Linked DNA regions of Homo sapiens: all the other regions are linked to region 2. A link is a contact called in ENCODE Hi-C data. All regions are on one chromosome and are shown on one strand. Each heading gives the region's core, a stretch centred on a gene start or an enhancer-like site at or near the end of the contact. The rest is flanking DNA. Distances are from core to core; before and after follow the strand shown.

Region 1 (4,547 bases), core at 1,870-4,369, 3.5 Mb after region 2:
TAAGTCATTCAAGTACATACACATACATAAAGTATCATTTTAAAACTAGAAGCCAGGCACGGTGGCTCACGCCTATAATCCCCGCACTTTGGGAGGCCGAGGCGGGGGGGGGGGGTCACAAGGTCAAGAGGCCAACAGATGAAACCCCATCTCTACTAAAAATACAAAAATTGGCCAGGCGCCTGTAGTCCCAGCTACTCGGGAGGCTGAGGCAGAAGAATTGCTTGAACCCAGGAGGCAGAGGTTGCAGTGAGCTGAGATTGCACCACTGCACTCCAGCCTGGGCGACAAGGCAAGACTCCCTCTCAAAAAAAAAAAAAAAAAAAAAAAAAAAACACCCCAACTAGAAGACCTGTAGAGGTTATCTAATTTAATCTTTTTATAATTAAGAAATGTTAATAATTTTGCCATATTGTACATTTAAAATTAACATTTTCCCAATGTCTAGAAATATAATAAGCATCCCTATCCATATTAACGGGAATGTAACTACCAAAGAAAACGACGAATCATGAAACAGAAGTATCTGTTCACTCCATCTGTATTGTAAAATATAAGCCACTCATCTGTTCTTTCCAGAGGAAAGGAAATCAAACCAGATATCAAAGGCTAGAAATTCTAAATACTGTAGTATTAGCCAAAATGATCTTACAATTTCTCTAATAAATTATGTGTTAGAAATAAAAAGCAGGGAAGCAGGGCGGGGCACGGTGGCTCACGCCTGTAATCCCATCACTTTGGGAGGCTGAGGCGGGTGGATCACGAGGTCAAGAGATCGAGACCATCCTGGCCAACATGGTGAAACCCCGTCTCTACTAAAATACAAAAAATTAGCCGGGCGTACTGGCGGGCGCCTGTAGTCCCAGCTACTAGGGAGGCTGAGGCAGGAGAATCACTTGAACCCGGGAGGCGGAGGTTGCAATGAGCCGAGATTGTGCCACTGCACTCCAGCACTCCAGCCTGGGCGACAGAGCGAAACTCTTTCACAAAAAAAAAAAAAAAAAAAAAAAAGAAATAAAATAAATAAAAAGCAGCTATCTGGGCAGTCATTATGACAGCTGATGACTTAGATTCCAAATCACAGGATTAAAATTTATCCTGACATTTTGAAAGCTAAGAACTTTTGATTTCCTCTAAAAACAAAAAGAGGGGAAAGAAATTAAGATTTATTATGTACTTCATAGACATTATCTCATTTGATCCTTATATCAACCATGTAAAAAAAGAATTATATCTACATTACAAATGAGGGAATTGAGGCTCCAGAGTTTAAGCAATCTGCCTTATTATCGCAAATATAATTAATTACCAAGTCAGGATTTGAACCCAAATCTCTTGTTAACAAAATTCATAATCTTCCCACTACATTATGCAGCCTCCAAATTAGTTAAGATATTCTGATTCCTTTCACAGACATCAGTAAGAAATCTGCTAATAGCATCAAGAGATTATAATCTAAGGCAATATAAACAGAAAAGATTACTGGATAATCCAATAATTTATTTATTGAGAACAGCCATACATTCAGTCATGAGAAGCACTATTTTAGAAGGAAGCCTGAACACAGACATTGAAATGTTTTCAATGTATCCAAGACCTCAAGTAGGGAATACTTAAAATATTACTTTGAGAAGAAACAAAAATTGTGAGGCTTATGCACGACTTGTTATGAACGTAGCTAGCTTTAGTAATAGCTCCCTAACGGTATGTTCTTGTCAGGAGTCTGTTGAGAAGAGTTGGTAGAGCTCGCCCCCAAAGAGAGGGAGACGAGAAAATGTACTGAGGAGGGGGAAAAAAAACTGACACAATACCTTGTAAAGAAGCCGAAACTGGCCCCTCACCAAAGTTTCTATGTAACTAAACGATGTCTGTTAAGACCATTACTAATTATGAATTAATTATTTTGGTGTACATCGTTCACCAAATGGCATAAACAGTCGGATTAGAGAAAGCAAGTAGAAAACGAGTTATGATGTTTCTCAGAACTGTAAACGCAAGCTTCTCTCCTACCGTAAATTTAACTTTCTAATAGCCGATTTACAGTCACACACTCTTTAAGATTTAACAGTCCCTAGCACCTGAAAGTGTTACACAGCTTCTTGCATCAGCATCGGAAAGTTTAACTACCTCGTGGCAGTACCAATTACTTTTAATATATTCGAGACCAGAAACCCAAACCAAAAAACGATTAAATGTCCCGCCCAAGATGGCAACTAAGAACCCAACCGTACTAATGCTTAACTACTACCACAGCTCACTGGTTTCACAATACGTGCCCAGGGTTCCCTGTAAACACAAATGCAATTTACTAATCGTATGTAGCTTACAAGTCTACGGAGCTTCTCTTTTCACTGTTTCTTCAACATAAAGAAAGAGACCACGAGTCCTCTACCCTCAAAAGTGCTTTTTACTTCCCGTTAAGGTAAAGACCACGTGTAGACTGTACATTAACCTTGGCTATGCAGCACTGCAAAGGAGAGCTGCTCCCGCCTCTGCATTTCCCACTCCGTGTCTTTGCCCTAGTGGTCCTCCCCTCACAGCTGGCGACCCTAGAGGTTATTCATTCCTTGGAGGGAAACTGAGGGAGGCCGGAAGTGAGTGAGATCCAAAACCGAGAAAAAAGCAGCAGACATTTAAGCACCGGGAAGCGATTCCCGCCTCTCTCCCAGGCGCTGTCTGGCGGCCTCAGGGCGCAGGAAGCTGAGATACAGGAGAGCGTTTTCACTGCTTCAGACCTCAATCTGAATTCCTGATTTCACTCCAATGCCAAGCGCGGGCCGAAGCACTCACGCCTCCACCCACTGGGCACGCCAGTCTCGAGCTGAATCCCGGCTGGGACTATGGGGAGATACCAGGCCTCTCAACCTGCGCACAACGGTGCGGCGGCGCCCGGGCCTACCGTCGCGACTAGAATGCAGACCCCAATCCCAATCGCCTCTCACAGGCCAGAAGCGTCTGTGGGCCCCAAACGACAGTGGTAGATCCGCTGACTTACGAAATTTTGTCAGAAATTACCTTTGAACTGGCCTTCTGAGATCCGCCTGGCGTTTTGTCCGCCATCTTGAGCTTTGCCCCTCCTTCGGCGGCGGCAGCAGCACGGGCGAGTCGAGCACCGAAAGAGCGGATCTCAGTGAAGCCCGCCAGAGGCGCCTGCAAGGCTGAATAGTCGACTGTCGAGATAGCGACCTTAGGGGCAGCCGCTCACGTGACTTCCGGTGTCAGTAATTTCCTCAGCCGCGCTCACTCCGCTAGTTTTCCTGGGAGTCACGGTGCTTGGTCGCGTTATTGGGTCCGGGAATTCAGAGAATCAGGGCCAGCTGATACTTCACCCTCTTATCCCAACGCCAACCCTTGATAGATGCGAACCAGTCGTATTTCCTTTGTGGGAAAGGAGTCGCTTTTTAAAGACGTGCACTGGCCATCTAGGGAGGAGCTTTTACTTCAACTCAAAATAGGACTGGAGCTGACTGGTGACCTGGCGCTCGATGGACGGAAACGCTGTTCTTGCCGCTTCGGCAGCTCCCATACTGGTGGGAGAGGCAAACTTGCAGTCTGCTCATCTTAAGATGGTGAATGTTGAGATAGGGTTGCTCCCGAAAAGCCGAGAAGAGGAGCCGTTTGACCCAACTTGAGGGTGATCCGATAGACACTCTTTAGGGCGTCTGCAGAGTGGGTGCGCGTGGAGACAGTCAATAAGAGAAAATCGTAAATACAGATGGTATTCTAAATCTAGCATGCATGTAAAGTTGTGTGACATTTTAAAGATTACATTTTACACTTTAGTATTGTTTTCATTTTTAATCACATAAATGGGGGAACACCATATTAAACTTTTCTGAACTTAGTACTTTTTTAAAAAGTTCTTAATCAGGGCCTAGATTCAAAGACGGAAAGCTTGCTTGAGAAGGCCATGCCCGAATCAGGCCAGGCAAGGAAAGAAAGGACATTCCAGACAGAGGGAGTAATTGAGGTAAAAGCCTGTGGCATGAATCAGTACAGCCGATCGTGCAGGTCACCTAAAGCAGTCGTTTTATTAGACCAGGTGTGGGGAGGGACGTGGTTGGACAGGGGTGCGGGTGCAGGTTCACACAGCGCCCTGAGGTCACCATCGTGCTTAGGAGTTAGAATTCTGTTCTCAGAATGAAGATCGGCCTTTAACAAGGTTGAAATGGTCAGATTTTTATTTTAAAGTATTGCTCTGAGGACTAGGGTGGGAGTGGAGGGCGTTTGTGGACCTCTCCCTAAATCATTTATTCAAAATATTTTTGAGCCCCGTTTTGTGTGTAAAAGCCTGCCCAAAGTGTTGTAGGGCTTACAGAGACAGACAAACATGCACTGTCTTCATATGATTTAAAACTTAATGAGAAATGGAGGAGACAAGGAAACCGCAAACTGACACTATGCATAATTAAATTGATGCTGCAAGGAAGGATCAATAGCTGAGGGACCTCTGAAAGAAGTAATTAATTCTGAGAGTAGGAGTGAGGAAAAGAGACGGGGCGGGGCAGGGGGGGGGGTGGTCATAGAGAAGAAAGCATTTGAACCAG
Region 2 (4,177 bases), core at 716-3,215:
TGAAAAATGTTACCTGAACTTAACAATGTTTTGCAGGATGTGACAAAAATAATCAACCACATTAAAGTACATTTTCTTAACTCACATCTGTTTGTGCAGCTCTGTGAGGAGATGGACACTGGGCATGCATGTCTTCTCTTATACACAGAAATGAGATGGCTTTCTAAAAGTAGATCACTGGCTGAAATTTTTGAATTATGAGAGCTGCTCCAGAGATTTATTTTAGAAAATCAGTCACCATTGGCGGCACATTTCAGTGACACAGAAAGGGTTGCAAAACTTGCTTACTTGTGTGATGTATTCAACTCGATCTATGAACTCAACTTGTCGCTTCAGGAGAGAAGGACAACTGTGTTCAAGGAAGCAGATAAATTGGTTGCATTGAAAGCCAAACTGGAATTATGGGGGCAACGAATGAACATTGAGATTTTTGACATGTTTCAAACATTAGCAGAGATTTTGAAGAAGACTGAGCCAGCAGCTTCTTTCTCTCAGCTGATGCATGATCACCTATCTTAGCTTTCAAAAGAGTTCGAGCATTACTACCCAACCACAAAAGAACCCTGAACTGGGAATGAATGTATCCATGACCCATTTGTGAGTAAGTCAGGTGAATCGATTTTGTCCGTACTAGAAGAGGATCAATTGCTTGAGATCACAAATGATGGTGGCCTTAAAAGTATGTTTGAGACAGCTTCAAATCCCATGTTCTGGATTAAACTCAAGGTGGGATATCCTGAGATTGCCACAAAAGCACTGAAGAGTCTGCTTCCATTTCCAACATGCTATCTTTGTGAAGCAGGATTTTCTGCAGTGACAGCAACCAAAACAAGATTACGGAGTAGACTGGACATAAGCAACACACTTCTGGTGTCACTGTCTCCCACCGTTCCCAGATGGGACCTTCTAATTGCAGGAAAACAAGGTCAGGGCTCCCACTGATTCCACATTATGGTGAGTTGTATAATTATTTTATTATATATTACAATGTAATAATAATAGAAGTAAAGTGCGCAATACACGTAATGTGCTTGAATCATCCTGAAACCGTCTGCCACCCGGCCCTGGTCCATGGAAAAATCCTCTTCCGTGAAACTGGTCCCTGGTGCCAAAAAGGTTGGGGACCACTGGTTTATCCAGGGTCATCCAGGTTGGAGTGGGGTCAGGAGAAATGGGGAAATTTAGGTAAAAGTATACAAAGTTACAAACACGTAGGATGAACAAATGGGAAGACCTAATGTACAACATGAGGGCTATAGTTAATGATAGTGGTATTCAGGATTTATGCTAAATAAGTAGATTATAGCTGCTCTTGCCCCAAGGGGGGAAATGTGTAATTATAGGAGTTGATGGATATGTCATACAAATAACTTAAATACACAGAATAAAAACTATTTTAGTTTAAAAAGGAACAATATTTATAAAAAAATAAAGTGAGCTCGAAAACATTCAAATAACTGCTTAAAAATTAAAAAGTAATATCACATAATTTAATAGAAGGAAAGAAAGAGCAAGACAGCAAGAAAGAAAAGGCACCATAAAGAAAAACAATTTTGGCCCCTCCTCATTTGTAGTCTTAAGCTGCCTCTACTCCCTCGCCTTGAAAAGCCACGGGCTTCCGAGGGATGGAGGTCAAAGCCAGAGTAAAGAAAGTTCCCGGGGGAGGCCACTCCCCAGCTGATGACTTTCCAGTTCCAGTTAGTGTCGGAGTCCCAGTTCCTCTCCTTAACCACCGGACAAACGTCTCTGGAGTCTCTCCAATGAGCAAGAAAGCAAGTCGGGGGTAGGGGAGGGGCCTCACACCAGGGGGTGGGCGCAGTCCCTCCTCCAGCTCCTTCACCCTCCAGTAGTCTCGTGGGTCCCCGAGCGCCAGCGCGGGAACCGGGAAAAGGAAACCGTGTTGTGTACGTAAGATTCAGGAAACGAAACCAGGAGCCGCGGGTGTTGGCGCAAAGGTTACTCCCAGACCCTTTTCCGGCTGACTTCTGAGAAGGTTGCGCAGCAGCTGTGCCCGGCAGTCTAGAGGCGCAGAAGAGGAAGCCATCGCCTGGCCCCGGCTCTCTGGACCTTGTCTCGCTCGGGAGCGGAAACAGCGGCAGCCAGAGGTGCGCGGGCGGCTTTCTCTGCCGCCTCCTGGGGACTTGGGCGCGGGAACTGCGCGGAGCCTGCGCTGGGGCCAGGGCCGGGGTCAGGTGTGGAGGGCAACTTGTGGGGAACCGGCGCGAGGGCCCGCAGGTTGTGTTTGCTGCTCTGGGGGTGGAGGATGTGGGGTGAAGGTTGGGGCCAGAAATGCAAGAGGCCTCTGAAAGGGACCCTGGAAGTGGAGCAGGTACACGGCAAGGGGCCCCAGGCGGCCCAGCGGCACCCGGGCTCACCCCAGAACCATTCGAATGACAAGGGGTGCCCTGCCTGAAAACGCCTTGCGGGGCTCAGCTTCCCCTTAGCTACACTGCTTTACAGGTAGAGAGCGGCCCTGAATCCTGGGTAGAGTCTGGGCTCAGGAGCATGTGCCAGCGTAGTGGGGCTATTAGAAGGAATGGTTAATACAGCCTGCAAGCTGTCATTTATCAGTAAGTATTCAATGAAGTCCGCCGGAGCCCACATCTATGCTAGGCCCTCTACAATACCAGCTTAGGAAAGATAGTGGCGGTATCTAGCACGGTTCCTAAGACCATTAGCTCCAGTCAGGCTCCCCGACTTTAAATTCGGCCTCTACTGCTTCACGTCTGTGGACTGTCAGCCACTTTCTTCTTATATATGTTCTTTCCATTGCCTCATCTCTGAAATTGTGTAACTATTAAATGAGCTACAGAGTATTAATGTAAAATTCTTAGAGCAGTGCCTGGCGCTACAGAAAGTACTCAGTGAAAGTTAGCTCTTATTATTTTAAATATTTGACAAAGTTCCTGCTTCTCCAAGCTGATTCTCTGGTTCCCAGGTGGTTTCATTCATGCACTGTTATTCCTGGAAGTCTTGGCATGGCCACTTCCCAGTTCCAGGAACAGGCAGTCGTTGTTTTTTCTGGCTTATCACATTGAGATACATGGTTACTACAAGTGACACTTAAACGTGTCAGACAGTTTGGGGGCTCCCTTCTTGAACTTTTTCTAAGAGCAAACCTTTGTCTTAATGCCACCCTGTTTACAACAATAGTAGGGCTTTGAACAATGAGAAAATGCGGGGAAATGAAAAAGACATATAAAGGGAAAGAGTGGATTTATGCAATTGGATAGAAAAGTGGCATGTAAAATAGCTGGTTTATAGATCAAACTGCCTTTAGATCTGTAAAGGAGCTTAGAGTACATACAGGTGGAGAGACATCAGATGTGTGTGAGCAGACCCTTATGTACTTCTCCATCTTCATCTCTAAGAATGTCTCCCTCTTTTGCTCTGTAACCTCACTCGTCTTCCTTTACTTGAATGAGGGACGTTCCTCCAGCTCAGGAATTCTACCTATGGAGTTCCCTCTATCTATGATGCCCTCCAACACCCCACCCACCATACCTCCATAGACTAGTTGATTTGAGACTTCCTTCATCTCCTAGTCTGACTTTTCTTAAACCCCCTACCACCATCTAAGTTAGTGCCCCATAACCCTTTCTTATAGCAACATTAATTTTATTTATAGCACTTAGAGTATTTTTAATAATATATTTAATTCTTAATTGTCTGTCTCCCCTAGTGTCTAGGTATTGTGCTCTAGTGCCTGGTATAGTGCCTTGCATGCTCTATGCCTTCAATTAATTCCTTTAAAACCACACAAGCTTTATATTTAGTGAATATTTATATAGGAAGAATTTCTATGTGTATATATGTGTATCTGTGTATATACACACTGTATTGCACTGCCCTGAATAGTGCTAAATTAAAAAACCAAAACACTTTTTAATCAGAACTTAATAGTTGCACTCTTCAATTTTCCATATGTTCTTTTAAGAAGTGATTAGAAAAAAATGATGTCTCCATATGTTGTCTGCTGCTGTAAAAGAATACCTGAGACTTGGTAATTTATAAAGGACAGAAATTTATTTCTTACAGTTCTGGAGGCTAGGAAGTCCAACATAATCATGTGTTGCTTAAATACAGGAATACATTCTGAGAAATGCATCATGAGGCAATTTTGTGGTTGTGAGAACGTCATAGAATTTACTTACACAATCCTGGATACTATAGCCAG
Region 3 (4,344 bases), core at 1,409-3,908, 4.1 Mb after region 2:
CACCCTTAATCAGGATTTTTTAAATTGCATAATACTGACCATCTAATTTATTCCTGACCTTGTATACTCTTCCATATCCACCTTTTCCTAAGATGGCAAGTTCTTCAAATTCATTTAAGTAACGTGAAGTTTGTGCTTCAAAGGGTACTTCCCTTGATCTGATTTTCTGGATATGAGAAATAGCCTCACAAGGATCCTGATGAACTCTCTCTTTAGTGGACCTCATTAAGTGAGTAATAGCTCTGTGGTGATGTAGTCTCAATGAGCTAAACTTGTCACAAGTGAAAGAAGACAGCAGCCCCATTTTGATAAAGGTCTGGCAAAGTAACTTAAACACTGTCTTGAATGAACTGGGTTTGGTTCACGCACATGGCTCAAGTGCTTCACCAAAGAAATAAGCGGCAGCTGGTTTGCAACTGCAAAAGGGAAAGTTGGCTGTTGTAGGGGTTATTTTAATACCTGGAGTTCTGCTGGAACATAAGTCATATTTGGAGTCCAGGCTCTTGGCGGAAAAGTCGATGGCAGATGGCACAGCAACAGTCTCCACCCCGTGGCCCTCCTCTTTGTGCTCGTGGGCTGCAGCGCAGCCCACCAGCCCACCCAGCACCACCTCTGAGAATTATTCTTCTAATAACGTTATTCTTCCTTTTGCATTCAGATATGCTTAAGAAATTGTACAGTTCCAAGTAGCTCACTTAGAACACCCATTTGCATGTACTAACATAATGTAAATATTAGGCAGTACAGCATTGTTATTTGAATATTCATTGAAATGTTTAAGTCCTAAACACTTCCAAAGCAGATTTAAAAAATTATTTTTCTAGAATTGTAATGTGTAAATAATTCCCTGGTATTTCACGTAGTCCAGAAACATGTCCAAGCAGTTGATGTTGAATCAATCTTGCGAGCCTCCAAATCAGTATCACAAGCTAACTGTATTTGTTTAATTTCTTCTTTTCCTGTATTTGCTCTTACAAAAGGGGTATTGGTCAGTAAAATGGTATTAACATTTATTAAATGTCAAAATATAAAGAAAGGTAGTAATTCCAAATTATTAACATCTGTTTTTGGTTTTATGTTTCTTCTTTTTAGGCCAAGACCCATGTTCTTGACATTGAGCAGCGACTACAAGGTGTAATCAAGACTCGAAATAGAGTGACAGGACTGCCGTTATCTATTGAAGGACATGTGCATTACCTTATACAGGAAGCTACTGATGAAAACTTACTATGCCAGATGTATCTTGGTTGGACTCCATATATGTGAAATGAAATTATGTAAAAGAATATGTTAATAATCTAAAAGTAATGCATTTGGTATGAATCTGTGGTTGTATCTGTTCAATTCTAAAGTACAACATAAATTTACGTTCTCAGCAACTGTTATTTCTCTCTGATCATTAATTATATGTAAAATAATATACATTCAGTTATTAAGAAATAAACTGCTTTCTTAATACATACTGTGCATTATAATTGGAGAAATAGAATATCATGTGTTCTTATGGTCAAAAACTATATTTGCAAGAAACAAGCAAGTCTAATTTCATTTTACAACTTCTATTGATTTCCTTTTAAAAGTCCTAGCTATTGTAAGGATTCACTTGAAGAACAAAATTATATGGAATAAATACTGTGGGCAAGGCGTTGTGCCAGACTTGTGCATAGAGCTACCCTCTCCTGCCCTCCAGGAAGTGACAGTCTAGTAAGAGAGATATATAAATATAAATAGCATATCATTAAGTTCACTTAATAAAACTTTGTTTTAAAGTGTGATAGGGAAAAAATATAAGCCAAGAAGCGTGAATGTGAAAACGAAATAAACATTCTGTAATTTGTGTGATGCTGCCATACTGCAGTCCCAGAATGCAGAATCCAGTGGTCATGAAAGACAGCGATACTTAACATTTCCTGAGATCTTAAAATCCAAAAAGTATTAAATGTTTAAGGTTTTTCTGTAAGTTTTCATCCAGAAGACTTAAATACAAAGTAACGGGTTAATACATTCAAATAAGTGGAAAACTCTTACATTTAAAACTGATAATTTCACTTAAGTTGATAGAACTCTCCTTTGCTGTGCGGTTGAAAGTGTGATGGGGAAAAATATGATAAACCCGGATGCAAGAATGTCAAAACTAAACATTAAATGATTTCGTATCCAAGGTCTTATGTTAACAGTTGCGGGGGGCGGGTACATGGGAAATTTTTTTGAACAATTTGGAAAAGAACGTTTTTAAACGTATGTATTAAGAAACGTAAGTTTAAATTCCTCAGAGAAAAAAAATTATTGACAAAACAACAAACTAAGCCAAGTAAATCACCAGATCTTTCGAAATCTGAATGAAAAATACTGAGATTAGCAACCCTAGGAGACAAGCGGAACAAAAATCAGTGTTCGATACCCTTCCCACACCTTCGTACGGTTTTCATGCCACTTCCAAATCCACTTAGAAAGCACAACTCTATCATGGGGCATTTTCGCCCCTAAGTTGCAACACACCAGCAAACCTCCGCAGATTCCCTGACCGCCACTGGACAGTACCGCGGCCCCGGCCGCGCGAGGCCCGGAGGGCTAAGCCCCGCCCCTCGGACGGCCTCGGATCCTGCCGCTCTAGGCCCGCCGGGCGCTCTCTATGGTCGGCCGGGCGGTGTGTTGTCATCCGCGGAGCGACGACCGGAGGCTGCGGCGGAGCCCCGGCGGGGCGTTTGGTTTCGGTTTGGCCCTGACTGGGATTAGTGTTGACGATCGAAATGGGAGTCCCCAAGTTTTACAGATGGATCTCAGAGCGGTATCCCTGTCTCAGCGAAGTGGTGAAAGAGCATCAGGTGGGTGAGCGAGGGGCAACGGCTCAGAAAGCCGAGGACCCGGGGCTCCGCGGCCCTCTCCACCTTAGAGCTGGGGCTTTCGAGCCACCTCTTTCCCCTCGTCGTCTGGACGATTAGTGGCATTAGGGAGGGGGACGGAAGGTTTGAGGACGCCCGGATGAGCCGAAAGGGGCTAAGGACGCAGGTTGCCTGTGTGTGGACAGAGCCGCTGGGTTCACGGCTTCTCTGACAGCTCTTGCTTCTGCTGGTCCTTCCGCGACTCCGAAATGAAGTCCTGGGAAAGAACGCTTTTACTGTTCTCCGGTTTCCTCCCGGGGAGCTGCAAGTTGCCTTTTTCCTTACAGAGGCTGCGAAGCTGGAGTGGGTGTCCTCGTAGGTTCCCCCATCCCACCCAGAGCGGCAGACCCACTTACAGACGATAACAGCCGCTTCCGCACGCAGTCACCTTGTTTACTTTCCCTGATCTAGAGCGCGGCCCACCCGGCCCCCGGAGCCTAGACTTTCCGACGTGGCTGATGGTCATATTGGTGATGCCTTTTGTTACTTTCTGTTATTTCAAAAGCAGCACCAATCCCCTGTTGCCAAAACAAAAAACTCTTGGGCCAGCTGGGGAGTGGGGCGTAGGACCTTTTATTTGGAGGCCTCACTGTGTGACAGAGGGGGTTGGGAAACGAATTGATAGAACATTAATACTACTAATAATATTTGGCATGTACTGACCCCAGGACAACGTTAATGTGTAGATTCCGAAAACGTAGTTTATATATTGGAACTGTGGAAAGAGAGGAGAAAGCAGTCGTCTATTAGGTAAACTAGACTTTGGGTGATACTTTGGTGTTTGTCACATTTAATGAATTTGATCTCTTTTCTGATGCTTTACAGAAAAAAAGCTTGAAATTTGTGTAGCTGATTGAATCAGTTGTGATGGGTAGTATTGTAAATAGCCTATTAAATTATGGTTTAATCGGCATTTACGAACATGAAGGTAGTTTACTTCTGGAAAGGAGTTTTTGTTGCTGGATTCCAATCAGATTTGGTAGATGAGAAATAGACTACAAAAAGTTTCCAAGGTTAGCTTATCTTGAATTTATTTGAAACATAGATTGAGTTAGGTTTAGAGAGGTATTTTTTTCCCCCGGGGAGGGCTAAAAAGGAAACCAGTACATTGCAGAAATGGAGACAACCAACTTTGGCTTTTCTTGCATCCTTCAGTCAGTACCTGCTATATATCAGTCACTTTATCTCTAAAGTGCAAAAATAATGCGATTGTTATTCGTGATGATTTAATACATAATTTGTTCAGTAATATTTTTATTCTGTAGTCTGTGGCACAGAATTTGGTTTGGTGAAAATATCTTAGATTCTCTCCATCCTGAGGAATTTTGTTACTGAAGAATGAAAATCTCTTTAATGCAGTTTTATGACATGGACACTAAGGATAGGTTTTGTGAAAGCTTTATATAGAAACTGGGAGGAGAATTATTTTTAAATTTCACTGTAAATAAATTTTAAAATTTGG
Region 4 (4,268 bases), core at 119-2,618, 3.3 Mb before region 2:
TTTTTCTTTCTTTATAAAGCTTATGTCAATGTACTAAATTGATTCTAAAATCTATTAATGAATCCTTATGGGCCCTGCACTACAGCACTGCACTACACTTCCTGCACTACAGCACTGCACTACACTTCTTACCTCCTGTTTAAAGTTCTTTTTAATTGCTATCACTGTCCAGTTTTGTTACTTCGAGATGGAGCTAATGTCCACCCATTAAAAAACTGTGCTTAAATAGCATAAACTCTTGAAAGCCCTACCTTAAATCTTGAATTGATCTGTTTCTCCAGAAGAACTCTTTGGAGGCACAGCCACCTTACTTATTTATATTGTATCAAAAACTGCAGATGTTCTCCTTGGAGAACAAACACATCATTGTTGAAAGGAATGCATCAGTTTTCACTGTTTCTGCTGCATCACTGACGAACAGTAATAGCCGGGCAGGTTTGGGGCAACAAGAGAGGACCCGAGCAGCTGCCCACGGTGCTGAAACTGATGATGAAACGACAGTTTTGGAAATTTACTATTTACTATTGTCAGATTAGGACAAAATAGAGGAATTTACCAGACACTGGCAGAGAAAACTGAGTGGCCGCCACCAAAGTTGCATGAGTGCTTCCGGGATACTGCTGTTTGGCTTCGATGTCTGCCCACTCTCTCTTTCTCTCTGGGACAAAGTTATTTAATAAGTGCAAGTCAAGTCAAGTCAAGCATACAGGCAGAGCTGCTGACTGACCGTAGTATCTGGCCCTAGCAGGGGTTAAGTCCCAAACCTGCAATCTGAGCTTCCAGGGAAAGAAAAAGGGGGTGGGGGTAAAAGAGAGGAAGTGACTGCCCTCCTTCTATTCAGAGACAAAACAGCCCCCTCAACTAAAGTCAAGCGATGTGCCCGAGGACGTTGCGGCAGGTACTTGACCAAGAAAAGCCTTCCAAACATGTTTTCCAGGCAGGCTCTTGCAGCCTCAAGAAGGGAATGAGAGAAGCAAAACCGGTAACTCAACTTTGGACACACACAAACTCGCGGAATGAGAGTGCAGGGGAGACTCGGTCCCCCGAGGGCAAGGCTATTTTATTCCTTTTGCAAAAAGCCTAATTGACTTCTCACCCAGCTCTAGAGGAGCAGCAAAGACCTCAGCAGCAGGGCCGACTCCGAGCTCGAGGGCCAACAAGCGGGGTATGTTCTCTGGGCCGCTCGATAACGAGCTGCCCGGCTGCCGCGAAGCCGGACAGGGTCTTACCTTGAAGTCCGGCCCCCGCAACACAAACAGTCTTGCCAGCCGCGTCGCTGCGGGAGAAGTCCCTACCCTGATTTCATGACTGAATATCCGCACCGACCCCCACAGCCCGGAGTACTAGCAGGGACGACAACACCTAGGCGAAGCGGAAGTCCCGCCCCACGCGCCTCATTGGTCCGCACCCAAAGGCACAGAAAACCCACTGGGCAACATGGTTGCCTGTTAAGGCTCTTTCCCACTCTCACGCGGAGTCTCGCTACTTGCTCTAGCCCGGCTCGGAGAAATGCCCAGTTTGCGAGTCTCGTTCTTGGCCGCGTGATCCGTCTTCCCTGGAAGGGAAGAGCAGGGTGGGGCAGGCGTCTGCGGAACTGGAGCGCGGCTGAAGAAGCTGCTCTTGGCAGAGGAAGGGGCAGGCTGGCAAAGTGGATTGGCTGTGGGCGCCTGCCGCTAACCATGTGCCCCTAGAAACGGAGACCGTAGGGTCTGGAGGGCGCGGGACCGAGCGGGCAGGGCCGGTCGGTCTGATCTGCTCCGGCTGTTGGGACAGAGTAGCCCAAGATTCGGCTGCCGGGCTGCCCCCGGGCGGGCCTGGCCCTGGCGCTGACGCGTCTCTTCCCTGCACACTACACTCACCCGACCTACTAAAGAGGCGAGGGCGAGGCCTCATCCGCCCGCCTTCCGTACCGTGCCCAGTCTGAGATCAGAGTGGGTGGGGACCGTGGCCACACCTTAAAGTAGGGCTCAAATTGTTAGAGATGCGAGCGGCCCGAGGTCTGAACGCCAGTCCCCTGAGGCCTGGCTCGGATCCACGCTGGCATCAGCACTCTGGGCCTGACACGCGCCATCCCCGGGGCTTAGCAAAAGTCAAACCATGTGATTCAGGCCCTAGGTCAGCCTTTTAAAACCCTTGCCTCCTTTTGATGAACCAAAAATCTCCTCCCCTGCCGCCCTTCTGATAAGCCTTCCTTTCTGGTTGTCTCAATCTTAAACCAGTCGAAACTTAAATTACCGGATTGTACCATCCACATTGATTAATCATTGCCAACTCGCCACCTTACAAAAGCAGTGTGACTTAGGCAAATATTACAGAGTCCTGAAAGAAATGTCAGGAGACATAGAATCAGGCACTACTTCTGCTTCAAATAATAAGGCACCCTTAATAAGGCCTTTACAGGCTTCAACTCCTTCAACATCATCTTTTAAAAATGGTGGCGAGGAGGCTATCACACAGAGTATTAGTAGAATACCATTGGATGTAACTTGTCACTTTGATTGCTTGGAGAGCCCTGAGTAGGTGGGACACAGCAATGGGGAAAAGACTCTTTCCTTATTGTGTATCCTTTTGTGCCTTTTGAATTTTGAACCTTGCAAATATTACCTACTCAAATAAAATTCAAATACAAGAAATTTAAGATCAAATTTTAAAAAATTAAATAAAAGCTATCAAAGGTACTTTCCTCTTCTGTGTATCCTATGAGTATTCTATGTAGTCTTAACTTTTCATTGGTTGCAAAGACATTCAATACTTAAATCACAATTCTGCCTTTAAGAAAGTCATAAATAAAAGTCAGCATTGGGAATATTACTAAGAAGACTAATTAGTATAAACACATTTATAATATCTCTATAAGCATTTTTTTCATTAAATTATCCCAAATTGGTATATTAAATCAGATTTCTTGCATAACATCAAAATAAATTTTTTTAGGCCGGGTGCGGTGGCTCATGCCTGTAATCCCAGCACTTTGGGAGGCCAAGTCAGGCGGATCACTTGAGGTCAGGAGTTCAAGACCACACTGGCCAACATGGTGAAACCTCGTCTCTACTAAAAATACAAAATTAGCCGGGCATTGTGGTGCACACCTGTAATCCCAGCTACTTGGGAAGCTGAGGCAGGAGAATCGCTTGAACATGGGAGGCAGAGGTTACAGTGAGCTGAGATCCCACCACTGCACTCGGGCATAGGCAACAGAGCAAGATTCCATCTCCAAAAAAAAAAAAAAAAATTAAGTCCACAGAGAGGAGCTTTGGGTTTTGTTGTTTTATTTTTATTTATTTTAGAGACAAGGTCTCACTCTGTTGCCCAGGCTGGAGTGCAGTGGTGAGATCATGTCTCACTGCAGTCCAGAACTCCTGGGCTCAAGTAATCCTCCCACCTCAACCTCTGGAGTAGCTAGGATTACAGGCATGTGCCACCAGGCCTGGCTAATTTTTTTATTTTTTTTAGCCTTACAGTCTGGCTATGTTGCCCAGGCAGGTCTCAAACTCCTGGCCTCAAAGGATCTTCTTGCCTCGGTCTCCCAAAGTGCTAGGATTACAGGCATGAGTCACCACGCTCAGACAAAGAGCTTTGCTTATTCCTTAAAGGCACCTTGAGTACAGAATATTTTACTTCTGGTTTCAACCTGCTCTTCAGATAACAATAGGTATAGTTCTCTCAACTATGAACAAGGTAATGTGTCATTTGTACTGCATTTAGGCTACACTCTGCAAAAACATTTACTCTCCCAACCTGTGCTGAAAAAGGTAAATTGGAAAAAAATATATTGGAAAAATGTATTAATCTTTCTAAAGCAGATTAGACAGTAAGATTGACAGATATCATAATTACAATTTTCAAGAACATGAAGGGTTAATAAGGCACGTGATACTAATATACCACTAATTATCTTTTTAAAAATCAAAATGTGCTTTTAGGGTGTTGTATCTAACAGGTTTTTTTTTTAAACCTTCCTAAAAAGTACAAACAGATAGCACGTAAAAGTAATTGTAGAATCTCCTGCTTCCAAAATATTGTAAGGCAACAACAACAAAAAAAGACAGATACCCAATTATGTAATTGTCTGAAATGGCTTAGAAATAGTTCTCCCTAAATACCAGAAAGAATGCAGGCTGTCTCCTTAAGCACAGAGATTAATCAGAAACCTTAAACAATTCTATATATTATCATATTTAGAAACAGAAAAAAAGTAATTTTAGAATCAGAAAAAAGGTATTTTCATTTTGAAAACAAAATAAAATTATTACTATTAAAAGAAAGAA

What was found. A loop is a pair of places that touch in the nucleus more often than their neighbours do. Pooled maps may share reads with other maps.
Region 1: a loop to region 2 is called in a pooled map, with 11 times the contacts of the local background. The contact joins the promoter of U2SURP here to the promoter of PLSCR1 in region 2. A Hi-C loop is called at or near these places in 8 of 50 pooled maps.
Region 3: a loop to region 2 is called in a map of IMR-90, with 23 times the contacts of the local background. The contact joins the promoter of XRN1 here to the promoter of PLSCR1 in region 2. A Hi-C loop is called at or near these places in 2 of 168 maps with a recorded cell type or tissue (IMR-90 and naive thymus-derived CD4-positive, alpha-beta T cell) and 11 of 50 pooled maps.
Region 4: a loop to region 2 is called in a map of B cell, with 12 times the contacts of the local background. The contact joins the promoter of RNF13 here to the promoter of PLSCR1 in region 2. A Hi-C loop is called at or near these places in 2 of 168 maps with a recorded cell type or tissue (B cell and naive thymus-derived CD4-positive, alpha-beta T cell) and 9 of 50 pooled maps.

Annotation. Positions count from the first base shown.
Region 1 is chr3:143,000,142-143,004,688 of GRCh38, reverse strand. U2SURP (U2 snRNP associated SURP domain containing) reads right to left here and starts at 3,119. Exons shown (of 28, transcript NM_001080415.2): 1 at 3,016-3,119. The coding sequence starts at 3,060. PAQR9-AS1 (PAQR9 antisense RNA 1) reads right to left here. Exons shown (of 5, transcript NR_125393.1): 5 at 3,599-3,662. It overlaps LOC100289361 (a long non-coding RNA gene), which reads left to right and starts at 3,222. Exons shown (of 1, transcript NR_034032.1): 1 at 3,222-3,844. RefSeq lists enhancers at 2,758-3,407, 2,682-3,681.
Region 2 is chr3:146,542,395-146,546,571 of GRCh38, reverse strand. PLSCR1 (phospholipid scramblase 1) reads left to right here and starts at 1,965. Exons shown (of 9, transcript NM_021105.3): 1 at 1,965-2,105. RefSeq lists an enhancer at 1,636-2,115.
Region 3 is chr3:142,446,351-142,450,694 of GRCh38, reverse strand. XRN1 (5'-3' exoribonuclease 1) reads left to right here and starts at 2,658. Exons shown (of 41, transcript NM_001282857.2): 1 at 2,658-2,825. The coding sequence starts at 2,751. It overlaps ATR (ATR checkpoint kinase), which reads left to right. Exons shown (of 47, transcript NM_001184.4): 47 at 1,093-1,460. The coding sequence ends at 1,266. It also overlaps the pseudogene EIF2AK1P1. RefSeq lists an enhancer at 2,661-2,940.
Region 4 is chr3:149,810,315-149,814,582 of GRCh38, reverse strand. It overlaps RNF13 (ring finger protein 13), which reads right to left and starts at 1,368. Exons shown (of 10, transcript NM_183381.3): 1 at 1,230-1,368. RefSeq lists enhancers at 1,525-1,634, 1,500-2,011 and a silencer at 1,845-1,994.